Linked DNA regions of Homo sapiens: region 1 is linked to region 2. The links are chromatin loops, found by intact Hi-C in ENCODE. Cell type or tissue: PC-3. All regions are shown on one strand. Links, peaks and the distances in the headings refer to the core of each region. The heading gives the core; the rest is flanking DNA.

Region 1 (2,929 bases), core at 259-2,758, 750 kb after region 2:
TATTAATTAAGTCTAGCCACACAAATCAGAAGAAACTAGGAATGGGACACATGGAAATAGGTGACACCTGCCCCAGCTTTCTATCTGGTATATTCCTTATTTTTAGATATGAAAATATCTTTTTTTGTGTCAGGACCACTGATTAGCAATGACACAAAAAATTAGAGCTTTTAGTGATCACTGAAGTTATTTCAGTATGCTTTGACTAAGGATTTGTGTCCCTCCCCAGTGAATTTGGGGAGGGATGGTCCCTTCTGTCCGTTTGTTTAATACCCCACATTTCTCTGAGAAGTCCTATCATTTTGATCATTTCTAATTTAAACGGAAGGACACCCTTTGTGCATTCTTTTCTCGTTGCTGTTTCCAACAGCAGTGGTTTAAATGGGAAGGCTGAGACTATAGATTCCACCACATCACTTGAAATGCCAACTTGGCAGTAATCATTTTATTCTTTTTAGTTCAGAACATGTATTTTAAAAATGAATGGGTATTGACTAGTTAACAACTAGAGATTTTTTTTCCAGGAAACAATTTCCTAGACTTTAAACCAAAATTTGGAGCTCAAGAAACACTAAAGAAGACAGTACTCTATGTAAAGTAGTTATTAATTGGGGTTTCACTGTAGGTCTATATGCAAATCTTAACTTTTAACCAAAAAATATATAACAATATAAAGTGCAAAAAGTTTAAGCTTTACACAGAAAATGTATGATACAAAATCACTTTTAACTTAAAAGGCAGTTTAAAGTTTATCTGTGAAGAAAGAGAAACATTTTGTACATAAATCCTCCCAGTTTTCATTGACAATGATGGTGTTATTTAAGCATCCCTGTAATTAAATGTCACTTTAAAAATAATGGACGTGTCAGGGTATCTTTTTAAATGGAAAAAAAGTATATTTTTGTAGTATTAACAGAAGTAATACTCAACCAAGATTTCCCAAATTACAGAATAAAATTAATATCTTCTTTTTTTCCCCCAGCAGTGATCTCTTTTCTATGATTCCTTTTCTGTGAACATTCAGGACTATCTGAACGAAATGGGACCCCCATCTCCTGCCACTTCTGGAGAACAAACAACCCACTCAAAACCATTTACCCATCATCACTGTCCAGATCATTGCACAGGGTGGGTTTATATGATATGCCCACTCTGAAAATGTGGCTAAGTATTCCAATCATAGCTGTTGCCAGTGTTTCCCACCATTGCTGTATACTCTTAGTAAATGGTAGTTGTTAAAAATATAAAATAGGCTTGCTTCATGAGAAGAAGAAAGTACTTTCTCTTGTAAAGTTCCTTTAAGCATTGGCATAGTAAGTGTTCCTTTTCTCATTGATACCATAGTTTTTTTACTGTGTTTTGTTTTGCTTTCTTCAGATTTTAAAGGAAAAATAAGGTGATGTTGCTGATTTTCAGAAATATTTTCAGCTTCAGATATCTGTGATAAAAATGAGAAAAAAGAAGTGGATGTTCTGTCAGAAGGTATTGGTGAGATAGGAGACCCAGAATTGGGAGAAGCAGCTTAGATGGAGAGCAACTTAAATGGGAGAAGTGATGAACATGCGTGAGAAAAAAGTGACTCTGCTCCCTTTGTGATCGGGGCGAACATGACTAACTGATCCAGGAATTTGTTTCATTTGGTCACGAATGGGCTTTGCAAATCCTTCCTAATGACATGACAGTGTCACCTACTGGCAAAGCAGGACCCTATGAGGCATCTAAAGGGAGATTTAGCCAGATATGTTGTTTATCAGAAGCCAGGTACTTCCTCCACTTTTCATCCTCCCTACTTTTCCTTTCTACAGAAATGATTTTTTTTCAGGACAGTAATTTAATAAACATACATACTTTGTGCTCAGCACTCTACTAAATGCTTTTATATACATTATTTCATTCTACATTCACCAAAGTGTAAAGAGATAGGTGCATTTCCATTTTCTAGATGAGGCTCAGAGAGGTAAAACAACTTAAACAGACAGAAAGTTGTAGAATTAAGAATGATACATGTTAGACTCCAGAAAGCATGCTCTTTAGCTCTGTAATAGATCATTCTGTCTCTTCAGTTTAAATGCAAGGGACATTAATACCTCTCTAGAATTTTACTCAATTCTATTGTCTTCCTCCTAATTTACTTCTTAACTACCTAATTCTTGAAACGGATTAGAAGCAGATGTAAAGAAGTGTCCTTATTTTCTTCTAGGTATGTCTTTGCATTATTGAAGTGTATCTCATTCTTTAGATTGCCTAGTCTTAAAGTCCAGGTGGCTAAGTTTATTCAAGCAATTAATTGGTTGATTGAGAGGTAAAATACTATAAAACTGATTGATTGACTAGCATGACAAGACTCCGTATAAAAGTGGATGTATTTGTTCATCCATTACCTATTTCTTAACATTTTCTAGAAAATTAAGTAGCTACAATATACAAAAATAGAATATAGCATAAATATAAATTAAAAGATGTAATAATGAATCTACTTTTACCAGGTGTAGTCCCAGCTACTTGGAAGGCTGAGGCAAGAGGATCACTTGAGACGTTCAAGGCTGTAGTGCACCATGATTGCCCCTTGTGAATAGCCACTGAACTCCAGCCTGAGCAACAAAGTGAGACCTCATCTGTAAACAAACAAACAAAACTGCTCCTGAATTTCAATGTCAATTTATTGTAGAAATCTTAAAAACTTAATCCTCCTAAAATAATGCTGTTTTTAGGGGCAACACATAATTGTGTACAATTTCATGTTTCTTTTGAAGTGATAATTAAAAATAATTGAAACAGTTATTAAAGAATAAAGACATTGTGACAAAGAAATGACCGGGAACCACATAAAGCAAGATATTTTGTACTTTCAAATAATGCTGATTTTTAGGGCTAACAAGTTTCAGTAGTAGCTTAATAAATATACATTAAGAAATGCCCTTTCTGAATT
Region 2 (2,929 bases), core at 326-2,825:
GAAACTTTTATGGTACAGTATGGTTGATTCTGAAGATGCAGAAAAGACTGTGCTTTTCAGATCCTGTCCTAAAGAGTAGTTGAATCCTTTGCTTGTGGAAAATCAACAGAGGCAGAACAGAAACTTCTGTTGGCAATTTTCCTTAATAGTTCAATAAAATGTTTCACCCTGCTATCTTGTGATATATTTGTAGTTCTGTAAATATACTATGGCACTTGGGGTGAGACAGGAAGGAAGAGGGACATGTCTAATTATAAAAATCAGTGTGAGCTGGCTGGCAGATATGCGCGGAGGAAGAAAAATACCATGTTACGTGATGACATCTTTCTTATCATACAGTGTGCTTTGCCGCCATTGTAAAGTGCTCTTCTACTGTGTATTTTATTTTTTTCTTAGTGACAACCTTCAAATGAAGTGTGCTTTTGTAAGAGTCTTTTCTACAATGTAGAATCCACACCAAGAACATGCGTAGAATGCCCTACCAGGATTTTATCTCTTTGTGCCTGGCTCGAGTTTGTACTTGGTATGATCTCTTATTTTAGGAACTAGCCTGAGGCATCCAGACCCTTGCTGCTGCCATCCCTAGAGAGACAAAAATGAAGGAAATAGAGTTGTACAAGAGAGGAATTTAAAGAGATCTCCCCCAACAGTTTTCAAGCTGCTTTTTCTTCTCCCTTCCTGTCTTCCTTCTCTTTTCCTCCCTGTCTCCTTCCTTCCTTTCATTCCTTCCTTCCTTCTTTTTTAAAGCCCTAAGAACCATTTCTTCTGTTTAAAGTTTGTATGGAGCCCCAAAGGAAGATAAAATAAAGACTGCTCTGGTAGAAGCATAGATAAGTACCCAGAACTCTTCCTAGTTGTGGTTCTGGGGAGAATAATTTGAAAACACCCAATTAATTATATTAAAAACAGAGACCTAGACATTTGAATGATTTGTTATAGTTTCTGATTTTGACTTCAGAGACAATGTGAGTATGCTGAATTCTCCTGGTAATGGGGAAATTTTTGACATGATTTGCCAAATCTAGCTGTTGAAGTTTTAGATTTCCTCTGTTTCTTACTTGTTTTAATAGTAAGTTTGACTATAGTAGCAAAATCATGTGGGTCAATTTTGTTTCCCACTTTTCTTTATAATTTTAGATAAGATCATATATGTTTTACACATAGTTCTGTTGTAATAATTGTGGGAAAAGTCTGGTAGATGTAAAGCTGCACATTTTAGGAAAGACTAGTCTGGGTGCAGTGGCTCACATCTGTAATCCTAGCACTTTGGGAGGTTGAGGTGGGAGGATCACTTGAGGCCAGGAGTTTGAGACTAGCCTGGGCAACATAGAGAGACCCCTGTCTATACAAAAAAAATTATAAGAAGAAAGACTAAAAACTTCCTATTCTCTAAGACAAATGTTTATTCTGTAATTGCAATGCAAAAATATTATTTGAAAGCTTATAAATGAATTGCTCCCCCCAAATTACAGTTTAGCAAATCTGTAATCTCTTGAAAAAAAATCTGAAACGTCTTTAAAATTTTTTTAGCATTTCTTACACTGCAACATTTTTCTATTTTTCTTCTATGTCCTAAAGAAGACATCTACCTGAAATTAGGACATTATGTGTGTAACATTACGTGATTGTGAAATAGCTGCCTGCTCTAGAAGGTCCTTGTTCCTCTAGGGGGCAGTGCTTTACTTTTACATCACCAACCCGGAGTGAAAATATAAGAGCAGCTTTGTTTCTTAAAAGACTAGAAGTAGTTCATTCTGCTCATTCTCTCTCTTCGTTTTAAAAATGTATTGTACAGCTGAGACATTTAACAAGACATGCTTTTAACCAGAAAATATCCAAGATAATTAGAACTTCCATAAACATATTTGATTTGGAGTTTTTAGGGAAGATTTCTTTGGCTTTACCTCTTTATTTTCTAAGAAAGCATAGAATGAGCTTGACTTATGCTCCAAATTTAGTTATTATATAATTGTATTGTCCTTTCTGAAAGATAAACTTTCTTCCCCCTTAAAAACAATTTTGATTTAAGGTTCCAGATGTGTCACTTGACTTGCTAAAAAACAAAGCAAAGCAAAACAAAAACCAGAAAGCCAACCAAAACCCAAAAAGCCAATCAAAACAAGAACCATAACATCCAGTTTGTTCTCTTTGGTTCTACTTTTCTATTTTTCATGCAATTTAAAATTTTAGACTATTTCCCTTGTGCCACAGACTTCTTTTTTTTTTTGTGGTAGTTCCAGAAAACAAATGGATTTATTAAGAAAACAAAATCCGCCTCCATTTCTTTCAGCCCATTCTCATCCCATACTTCTTAAAAGCTATATGTGTATATATATATATGTACATGTGTATATATGTATATATATATGTACAGGTGTATATATGTATATATATACATACGTACATATGTGTGTATATATATATATAGTGTATATATTAATATATATACACTAATGTGGGCAGCAGAATTCAAAGATAGTCCCCAAGATTTCTGGACCCAGGTGTACATATACATCTTCACCCAGTTATTCTGCCAAACACTAATGTAGGTACTGCTATGAAGAGATTTTGCAGATAAATTAAGATCCCAAATGCAGATGAATTAAGATCCTTAAATTAGGGAGATTATCTGGGTAATCTCACCTAATTATGTGAGCCCTTTAAATCTGTTTCTAGAGATCGGAGACAGAAGTCAGATAGAGTTGAGATGTGAGAAGGATTCAACTTGAGAGAGGTTCTCTATTGGTGGTTTTGAGACAGAAGGGAGCCATGGGGCAAGGACCTGCGACTGGCCTCTGGTGGCTGAGAGTGGTCCCCAGTTGACAACCAGCGAGAAAACCAGGAAAACCACCATAAGAAACTGAATTATGACAAAACAAAATGAGCTTGGGGTCCACTTCCAAGCTCATTTTGTTTTGTCATAATTCAG

The links. Hi-C counts contacts between places; a loop is a spot of excess contacts. Peaks named below come from ENCODE experiments on the same cell type or tissue, not always from the same donor. Only the 100,000 strongest peaks of a DNase experiment are listed, where the experiment ranks them.
Region 1: it touches region 2 in a loop (4-fold over the local background); 2 of 110 quality-filtered maps call a loop at or near these places.

The regions. Positions count from the first base shown.
Region 1 is chr5:97,984,618-97,987,546 of GRCh38, forward strand. No RefSeq gene overlaps it. Among named protein-coding and RNA genes, the nearest start is that of LINC02234, 150 kb to the left of the region's middle. RefSeq lists an enhancer at 1,118-2,317. In PC-3, for the core only: CTCF peaks have their summits at 1,695 (motif pointing left) and 1,896; a DNase peak (open chromatin) is centred at 1,644; H3K27ac peaks cover 952 bases.
Region 2 is chr5:97,229,565-97,232,493 of GRCh38, forward strand. No RefSeq gene overlaps it. Among named protein-coding and RNA genes, the nearest start is that of RIOK2, 48 kb to the left of the region's middle. In PC-3, for the core only: CTCF peaks have their summits at 1,679 (motif pointing right) and 1,887; a DNase peak (open chromatin) is centred at 1,677.